Linked DNA regions of Homo sapiens: region 1 is linked to region 2. Evidence: read pairs that join two places in POLR2A ChIA-PET (ENCODE). Cell type or tissue: OCI-LY7. All regions are shown on one strand. Region 1 overlaps YWHAE (tyrosine 3-monooxygenase/tryptophan 5-monooxygenase activation protein epsilon). Region 2 has its middle 17 kb from the start of ABR-AS1.

What was found. ChIA-PET counts read pairs that join two places held together with the same protein. Peaks named below come from ENCODE experiments on the same cell type or tissue, not always from the same donor. Only the 100,000 strongest peaks of a DNase experiment are listed, where the experiment ranks them.
Region 1: POLR2A ChIA-PET joins it to region 2 with 8 read pairs; 2 of 35 experiments call an interaction of 5 or more read pairs at or near these places.

What each region holds. Positions count from the first base shown.
Region 1 is chr17:1,340,893-1,345,892 of GRCh38, reverse strand. It overlaps YWHAE (tyrosine 3-monooxygenase/tryptophan 5-monooxygenase activation protein epsilon), which reads left to right. Exons shown (of 6, transcript NM_006761.5): 6 at 394-1,618. The coding sequence ends at 446. Among named protein-coding and RNA genes, the nearest start is that of YWHAE, 57 kb to the left of the region's middle. In OCI-LY7, no CTCF peak of the experiment used is centred here; no DNase peak of the experiment used is centred here.
Region 2 is chr17:1,195,794-1,200,793 of GRCh38, reverse strand. It overlaps a transcript of ABR not described here. Among named protein-coding and RNA genes, the nearest start is that of ABR-AS1, 17 kb to the right of the region's middle. RefSeq lists enhancers at 1,138-1,187, 2,304-2,443, 2,554-2,733, 2,764-2,813 and a silencer at 2,308-2,508. In OCI-LY7, no CTCF peak of the experiment used is centred here; DNase peaks (open chromatin) are centred at 103, 1,403, 2,173, 2,563 and 1 weaker place; H3K4me3 peaks cover 3,654 bases; H3K27ac peaks cover 3,937 bases.

The DNA of each region.
Region 1 (5,000 bases), 150 kb before region 2:
GCAAAAAGTTTGCAAAATACTCTTGATTCTTGAAGAGGTGAGGTTATTGAGAAAGAGTATTTTGACCCAAGATTTATGTGAAAGCTTGAATGTCATTTTAGTAAGATGGTTTCCTTGGCTGTCTACGTCAAGAGCTTATTTAGCGTAAAAACATTGAGTTGTACTGCGCATCAGTTTTTTTCATTCTGTTGACCAATAAATACTTTCAGGACCATAATCCCTTCTTGGCTTAGGCATCTCAGGTGTCAAGGATGATAGAAGTCCTTTGCCTGCGTTTAATACCAATTGTAGCAAGTAGAAGAGTCTTTATGCTTGGAATGACACCTTTGTTTGTGGCTGCCATAGCCTAATGTAGTCAATACGAAATAATTGACTTTTTTTCTTTTTTAACAGGTGAAGAGCAGAATAAAGAAGCGCTGCAGGACGTGGAAGACGAAAATCAGTGAGACATAAGCCAACAAGAGAAACCATCTCTGACCACCCCCTCCTCCCCATCCCACCCTTTGGAAACTCCCCATTGTCACTGAGAACCACCAAATCTGACTTTTACATTTGGTCTCAGAATTTAGGTTCCTGCCCTGTTGGTTTTTTTTTTTTTTTTTTAAACAGTTTTCAAAAGTTCTTAAAGGCAAGAGTGAATTTCTGTGGATTTTACTGGTCCCAGCTTTTAGGTTCTTTAAGACACTAACAGGACTACATAGAGGCTTTTTCAGCATTACTGTGTCGTCTCCGTGCCAGATGTGGCAAGATCACCATTAGCAAATGGAAATTACATTTGAAAGCCATTAGACTTATAGGTGATGCAAGCATCTAAGAGAGAGGTTAATCACACTATAGAGGCATAAGTGGTATCAGTTTTCATTTTTCTAATTGTTTAAACTGTGTTTTATACCAGTGTTTGCAAGTAATTGGGTGTTAGCTTGAGATGGTTAAAGGTGGTTTGGGGAGGGACTTCGTTGTAATGGTTTTGCTGTAAAAAATGTTTCCAACTCCGCTGAAATGTTGCTGAAAAGCATGGTGCTGGTAACAGTTCAACAATCCGTGGCTGCTCATTCTTGCCTACTTTACTCTCCCACTGAAGCAGGTTAGCGTTGAAGGTGGTATGGAAAAGCCTGCATGCCTGTTCAATTCTTTTGTTTCTTCTCCTTCCCCCTCCCCCTACCTCCTTCCCCTCACTCCTCCCCTCCTTCGCTCGCTCAACCTCTTTTGTTCAGTATGTGTAACTTGAAGCTAATTTGTACTACTGGATATCTGACTGGAGCCACAGATACAGAATCTGTATTGTTCTTACTGAAACACAGCATGGAATTAACATTAAACTTAAATAAAACAAACCTAAATTAAAAATGCCAAATATCGCGCCTCCATCCTTTATACTTCTAAAATAAAATCTCTAGTCCAAACACACTGACAGTATTATGTTTGCCTGAATGTGAAACATTCCTCCTTTTTTCTTCCATAAATAATTTGTTTGCTTCCCAAAGATGTATGTTTTGGAAAAAAATTGCCTGTAGTCTGGTTGTGAAGAACACTGAGTCAGTTGATGGTGTGTCTTGTCCTCCAGACCAGGCAGCAACATGGTATTTATTTTAATCATTAAAGTACAACATGAGTAGTACAAGGTGTAATTATGGATCATTTTCTAGCATAGTATTTCATACAACCAAATAAGGCTGAATGTCTTATAATAATTCTTAGAGGTAAAAACTGTGTGCCCTCTTCCTCCAGAGGCTAGTGGCAGTAGTGGAGAATTACTCAATCCTTTCTTAGTAATCCATACACACATTATAGACAGCAGGATAGCAGTCTCCCTTTCCAGAAACACTGTATAAGAAGCTTCTTTCCATAAACAGTTTATACATCAATGTGTATAGATACCTAGTTACTGTAGATCTTTTTATGTTAGGCATTCAGATGTGTCTCATTCTGACTGCGTAACATTGATGTACACCTGATTTTGTTAAGACCAGTTTGCTCCTTTTGGGCAGGTGCTGCAGGAAATACCCTTGGAACAGTTTTTGCTTAAATATTTGTATGTATCTGGAAGGTACATTTCTAGATTCCCTGTGTCAGTAAACATTTTTCAGTTGATAAATCCTTCCTCGTCACACTTGTCTTCTAAAATTGGATGTTGAGACTGCAAGTTTACTCTCGGTTTAAAGTGTTAGTAGCAGAGATTTAGGAAATGAACAGATCAGCGATATCCTAGTAGCGTTTAGTGAGTGCTGGCAATGAGAATAAACATGTTTTTGTGAGTTGCTTTTCCGAGAGATAGGGAGACCATTGAATATAATTATATGCTGCTGTTTGGAGCAACCTCCAAGAAGCTTTCAAGTTGATTTGCTCTGTTTCCAGCACACCTGCTACACTTAAAGGTCAAAATCCAAGGAATTCGTCAAGTCTGTTGCAGAGTTTAAAGAAACCACTCGGCTGGGTGCGGTGGCTCACACCTGTAATCCCTGCAATTTGAGAGGCCGAGGCGGGCGGATCACGAGGTCAGGAGATTGAGACCATCCTGGCTAACACGGTGAAACTCCGTCTCTACTAAAAGTACAAAAAATTAGCCAGGCATGGTGGCGCACGCCTGTACTCCCAGCTACTCGGGAGGCTGAGGCAGGAGAATCGCTTGAACCCGGGAGGCAGAGGTTGCAGTGAGCCGAGATCACGCTACTGCACTCCAGCCTGGGCGACAGAGTGAGACTGTCTCAAAAAAAAAAAAAAGGAAAGATCCTTATCAAAAATTGAAAGGCCGGGTGCGGTGGCTCACGCCTGTAATCCCAGCACTTTCGGAGGCCGTGGTGGGTGGATCACGAGGTCAGCAGTTAAGAGACCAGCCTGGACAACATGGGGAAACCCTGTCTCTACTAAAAATACAAAAAAATTAGCCAGGCGTGGTGGCGGGCGACCTTGCTGGGTGTAATTAACATCCAGTGACTTGGGAGGCCTGAGGCAGGACAATCGCTGGAAACTGGAAGGCGGAGCTTGCAGTGAGCCAAGATCGCGCCACTGCACTCTAATCTGGGCAATAAGAGCAGAACTCCGTCTCAAAAAAAAAAAAAAAAAAAAAAAATTGAAAGGGAGCCAGGGAAGCTGCAGAAAGGTGCCGTAGCCCTGTGAGGACGGTGTCACTCCCAGTTCCTGTATTTGTGGGCTGGAAAGGGAATTGCCCCCAAACTTTTCTGGTTTTGATTTGAGTCTTACTTTGAGGATCAGTCGACTTAAGTAGAAGTTTTTAGTTAGTTACAACTTGAATGTAGCTAATATGTGTTTTTAATTACAAATCTCAGTACTTTGCTGCCTTGGAAAACCCAAAGGCTTCCTACAATGTTAGAAGCGACAGTAAGTGGGTTTGTGTACATGCTCTGTTCCGGGTGGGTCCTCAGAACAGCACGTCTGCAAAGTTAAATTTCGGTCCTATAGGAAGATGGGGATGAACTTCCATCACTGAAAGGGGAAACTGGTGGGATAAATGGAGACATTAATTGGCTTCTGTCCCAGACAAATGCCTTGAGCCTTATAAATGAGACCCCAAATTAGCTGCTTCCTGATCCTAGGACAATAGAGGAGAGTGAGGCTTGCTGAAAAAGCGGGATAAAGGTGTGACCCCTGTGTTCTTTTGAAAATTGTAACAAGTAATAGTTCATGGAAAACTGGTGAAATCCTAGAGTGTGTCATTAAAGGAAGCCTTTGTGAGCACTGTGAGAGGAAATGGGAATGCTCCCAGATCCAACCTGGATCAGGAAAACCAAGCCCTGTGTTGTTTTATCCTGTTTCTTTGAGTTCGTAGGATTGTAATAGATACTGTTAATATTTAGCTAACATTGGCCGGGCGCGGTGGCTCACGCCTGTAATCCCAGCACTTTGGGAGGCCGACGTGGGCGGATCACGAGGTCAGGAGATCGAGACCATCCTGGCTGACACGGTGAAATCCCGTCTCTACTAAAAAATACAAAAAATTAGCCGGGTGTGGTGGCGGGCGCCTGTAGTCCCAGCTACTCGGGAGGCTGAGGCCGGAGAATGGCGTGAACCCGGGAGGCGGAGCTTGCAGTGAGCCGAGATCGCAGCACTGCACTCCAGCCTGAGCGACAGAGCGAGATTCTTGTCTCAAAAAAAAAATAATAATAGTTTTGCTAACATTGCGTACCAGCTTTGCACCAGGCACTGTGCTCGTTACTAAGCAATGTCTGGAATCTCACACGTAAGCGCTCAATAATAATCAGGTGAGCCTGCATTGTGCAGATGGGAAAAGCTGAATGGGAAGTAGTTAAGGAACTTGCTGAAAGCTGCATGGCTAATAATTCAAATACAGAATTCAGTTCATCTGTGTCACTGAAGAGTCTCATTAGGCCATACTACCTTTTGCTCTTCATTAAAACTATTTTCTTGAAATACTATATTCCCCCTTATTAATATATTCTAAAGTGATCATTTAAAGTATTTAAACTTTTTTTTTTTTTTTTTTTTTTGGAGACAGAGTCTCTCTCTGTCACCCAGGCTGGAGTGCAGTGGTGCAACCTCGGCTCACTGCAAGCTCCGCCTCCCGGGTTCACACCATTGTCCTGCCTCAGCCTCCAGAGTAGCTGAGACTACAGGCGCCCGCCACCAGGCCCGGCTAATTTTTTGTATTTTTAGTAGAGACCGGGTTTCACCGTGTTAGCCAGGATGGTCTCGATCTCCTGACCTCGTGATCCGCCTGCCTCGGCCTCCCAAAGTGCTGGGATTACAGGTGTGAGCTACCGCGCGCGGCCACATTTTCGAGGTCAGTACATGTTTCATGATTAATACGTGTCTTGGAAAAGCTGCAATACGCATATTCACCAGTGTATTAGATTTGAAATATAAATGATACAATTATTTAGAGCTCAGGTGGCTACTGTCCAAAAAGTTTATTTTGTAGGTTAAGGTTTTGGCAATTTTTGTTTTTTTAATTTAGCTTAATTTGGAAATTTAAAAAAAAAATTTACAATTGAGTACTTCATTTCAATTTACGATACTTCACC
Region 2 (5,000 bases):
GATAACCCAGGTCATGTTCCTGTCTCCCCGAAGTAACCGGAGACATCTTGCACCATGAACAAACCGGGATGACGTGCCCGGGTTTCCACCTGGGGATCCATCTTTGTGTCTGCACCACGGAGGCCCCGAATAAAGTGAGGTCATAGCTCATCTAGGTGAAACTTGTTCTGCTTGATGTAACGGGAGGAGGGGAGAAAATGAAGCTGGACTGGCCAAAGATCAGGCTGAGAAATTCCTGGGCACAGTCTGGAGAGCCACTCCAATTACACCTGTCCCTCCATTTTCATGGGGGATTGGCCCCAGGACCCCTGGCAGATACCAGAATCCCAGGACGCCCAAGTCTCTTATATAAGGTGCTGTAATAGTTACATGTAACCTAATCACGTCTCCCATAGACTTTATTTAAAAAAATTTTTTTTAATGGAGACAGTGTCTTGCTATGTTGCCCAGGCTGGTCTTGAACTCCTGGCTTCAAGCGATCGTCCGAAAGTGTTGGGATTACAGGCGTGAGTCACCATGCCTGCCCCCGACCCCCGTGTACTTTAACTTATCTCTAGGTTATTTTTAATACCTAATACATTGCAAATGCTATGTGGTTGTTATGCTGTATTATTTGTATTTTTTATTTTTGTGGTGTTTTTTTTTAATTGTTTTCCTCCCAAATATTTTTGATCTGTGGTTGGTTGAATCTGAGGGTGCCCTTGGATAGGGATAGTGTGGCTTCCAGCCAGGTAGAGAAGGCCAACTATAAAACTTTGTAAAGAGCTCTATGGTTGCAGCACACCAACATGGCACATGTATACATATGTAACAGACCTGCACGTTGTGCACATGTACCCTAAAATTTAAAGTATAATAAAAAAAAAAAGAAAAAAGAGCTCTATTATATGCATACAAAAAAAGCTGGAAAATGCTAATTGGGGTGGTGTATTTTATGGGTCACATTTTACTCTTTTATTGTCTAAAAGTTTTTAAAATTCTGGCTTTATGACTTATATGACAGAAAAAAAAAACTGAATAAACTTATAGTTTTAAAAAATTGGCCAGGTGCTGTGGCTCACACCTGTAATCCCACCACTTTGGGCAGCTGAGGTGGGTGGATCACCTGAGGTCAGGAGTTCAACTGAGGTCAGCCTGGCCAACATGGTGAAACCCTGTCTCTACTGAAAATGCAAAAATTAGCCGGGCGTGGTGGCGGGCGTCTGTAATCCTAGCTACTTGGGAGGCTGAGGCAGGAGAATTGCTTGAACCCGGGAGGGGGAGGCTGCGGTGAGAGTCCGTCTCTCCCTTCCACCCCCAAAAATATCCCACCAGCTACAGTGAGCTGTGATTGCACCACTGCACTCCAGCTGGGGAACAGAGCAAGATCCTGTTTCAAAAAAACCAGAAAACAAAAACCCCAACAGCCTGTATGTTTTGTACCTTCCGTGTGGCCTCTTGGTGGTCTATGACATGGGTACAGATGAGCCCCTGCCAGTGTGTTAATTGCAGCGTGGCTTCTGAGCCAGCAGCCCGGGTGATCTTCCTAGCCGGGCCCTGGCTCACTGCCTCTGTTTCCCCCAGTCTTCCCTGGCACCTGCAGAGCCAGAGAGAGGTTTTGTTTTCCAGAACCAGGCATTCGTGACCCTGACCACTCCCGAGCAAAGTTTTCACACCTTCCCCGGCCCCCTCAGAGGAATGAAGGTCTGGGAGGAGATAGGGCCTCGTCCTTGGAACCAGGCACCTCTTTTTTTTTTTTTCGAGTCAGAGTCCCGCTCTGTTGCCCAGGCTGGAGTGCAATGGCACCGTCTCGGCTCACTGCAACCTCTGCCTCCCAGGTTCAAACGATTCTTCTACCTCAGCCTCCCAAGTAGCTGGGATTGGCCAGGCGCGGTAGCTCACGCCTGTAATCCCAGCACTTTGGGAGGCTGAGGCGGGCGGATCCCAAGTTCAGGAGATCATAACCATCCTGGCTAACACGGTGAAACCCACCTCTATTAAAAAAAAAAAAATTTGCCAGGTGTGGTGGTGGGCAACTGTAGTCCCAGGTACTGGAGAGGCTGAGGCAGGAGAATGGCGTGAACCCGGGAGGCGGAGCTTGCAGTGAGCCGAGATGGCATCACTACACTCCAGCCTGGGCAACAGAGCGAGACTCCATCTCAAAAACAAAAACAAAAAACCAAGTAGCTGGGATCACAGGTGTACACCGCCACGCCTGGTTAATATTGTATTTTTAGTAGAGATGGGGTTTCACCATGAGGCCAGGCTGGTCTCGAACTCCTGATCTCAGGTGATCCACCCGCCTCAGCCTCCCAAAGTGCTGGGATTATAGGTTTGAGCCACTGTGCCTGGCCGGAACCAGGCAGCTTTGATTGCAGAATCAGGCAGAGGCCAGGTGGGAAGTTGCCGTCTGTTGGTGTCTCAGGCCAAGCTCTCCTTGTCCAGACAGAACCTCTTCCTTTTTGGTCCTGAAAGTCACACTAAAAATCAGCAGCAGCTCGGCCTTGGGCAACGTGCCACGTGTACCGACGTTGGGGTTAGTGGTCTTTGCAGGAAGTCGAGGTTGTTTGTGGGCCTGGAAGGAAATGTGGCCTGCCTGCATGTACAGCCTCATGTGTGGCCTCTGGGAGGGGGAGCAGACAGAACCCGCAGCCCCAGAGACTGGGAGGCTTCTCTGTGGCAGCTTCCTCATTTCTGGTTAGTTGTGGCAGGGGGCAGATACAGTCTCTTTTGCAAAAGCAGCTCCTTTATGTCCAGAAGGCGACAGCTCAGCTCTCCTTTAGGGCCCCCAAAGAACTAACCCACAGCGTGGGGCTGCGGCCAGCCGGGCGCAGCAGCAGCGGCAGTGTTCCTGTCTCAGCTGCCTGCAGCATGGCTTTGATCTGACAGTCAGCAGGGTGTATTTGCCCCCAAAGCCAGTGGTCTGAGGAGCCCAGCTCCAGTTAGGTCTTAGGTGGGGACACCATAGATACTGCTCTCTGGGGAAAACCAAGTCACGGTCTGGTTTGGGTGAGCGCTGATCTTCCCTCCAGTGTGATCCCAAGCTCCCTGGGATGTTGGCTATAGGGAGCAATCAGGAGCCACTCCCCAAGACTCAGGGGACCAGCCTGGGGTCCAGGAAAGAAGACTTCCCAGCACCCTCCCCCTCTCTGCTGGTGGTCTGGCACTCCCCTCATGTGACAGGCATGTGGCTTTTGGGAGGAAAGAATCTTTCACAATCAGACAGAAACAGCAACTGGGAAAATAACTCATGCAGGGGTTTGGGCAATGAGTGTCTAGAAGGCTGTGGGCCACGAGAAGGGGATTAGGGTGAGGTTTCATCAGAGCTGTGGCTAAGATCCGAGGAGGCTCCTAGAGCTCAAGGCTTCAGAATGACCGGTCAGGAGCCAGAGGGATGGTGTCTTTCTCTCTCCAACCTCTCAGACCAAAAATGGGGCATGGGGCTGACCCTGCCCAATTTTTTTCAAACCCGCAGAGACAGAGGTTTGAAATCATTCACTCCAGCATTAAGTGGAGGTGGCTCCAGCTCAGAGCCTCCAGCCAAACCCTCCCTGCGCCACAGCAGGAGATCACGGCCTGTTTCCCAGAGGCTCTGAAATAGGAGTGACTCTCCTTAAAGTGCTCCTTGCAATGCTCATCCGAGCCTGGGCCAGGCAGGGCTGGGGGCTGCCTTGAAGAAAGAGATGCCCCCGAGATCCGATACCCTCTGGAGCGTTGCAGGATGCGTCTGTCCAGGAGGCACTGCAGGGGAGCCGGGGTTCCCGGAGCATTTGGGAAGGTTTCTGAGCAGCACAGGGTCCTTCCTTAGGAAGGCGGATCTTGGCCGGGTGCGGTGGCTCACGCCTGTCATCCCAGCACTTTGGGAGGCCGAGGCGGATGGATCACGAGGTCAGGAGATTGAGACCATCCTGGCTAACACGGTGAAACCCCATCTCTACTAAAAATACAAAAAATTAGCCGGGCACGGTGGTGGGCGCCTGTAGTCCCAGCTACTCGGGAGGCTGAGGCAGGAGAATGGCATGAACCCGGGAGGCGGAGCTTGCGGTGAGCCAGGATCGCGCCACTGCACTCCAGCCTGGGCGACAGAGCAAGACTCCGTCTCAAAAAAAAAAAAAAAAGGAAGGTTGGATCTCCTGTAGCTTCCTGTGGTGCCGTCTTCTCCCAGGGACTCGAGCCTTGTTCAGAGCACTGACAGGATTTTTCAGAAAGTTCTGTGTGTGTGGCTGCTCTTTGGTAAGCCCAGGGCAACAGAGTCATCAACATTTAGGGAGGGGGTGGGTGAGGCAGGATGTAGAGTTAATACCCAGTTTTGTCCTATGTTCCTCTGAGAAGTTAGCTAAGAAATCTTTTCTAAATTAAATTTAATTAATTAATTTGTTTTTTGGGCCAGAGTTTTCACTCTTGTCACCCAGGCTGGAGTGCAGTGGTGTGATGTCAGCTCACTGTGACCTCCACCTCCTGGGTTCAAGTGATTCTCCTGCCTCAGCCTCCCGAGTAGCTGGGATTACAGGCACGTGCCACCATGCCCAGCTAATTTTTGTATTTGTAGTAGAAAGAGGGTTTCGCCATGTTGGCCAGGCTGGTCTTGAACTCCTGACCTCAGGTGATCCGCCTGCCTCGGCCTCCCAAAGTGCCGGGATTATAGGCGTGAGCCACCGCACCTTGCCTATTTTTTTTTTTTTTTTTGAGACAGAATCTCGCTCTGTTGCTCAGGCTGGAGTGCAGTGTCGTGATCTCGGCTCACTGCAACCTTCTCCTTCTTGGTTCAAGCGATCCTCGTGCCTCAGCCACCTGAGTACCTGGGATTACAGGCACCTGCTACCATGCCTGGCTAATTTTTGTATTTTTAGTAGAGATGGGGTTTTGCCATGTTGCCCAGGCTCGTCTCGCACTCCTGACCTCAAGTGATCCCTGACCTCAAGTGATCTCTCCCCACAATCCCAACTTGCCTTCCCAAAGTTCTGGGATTACAGGCGTGAGCCACCGCGCCGGCCAATAATTTTTTTTTTTTGAGACAGAGT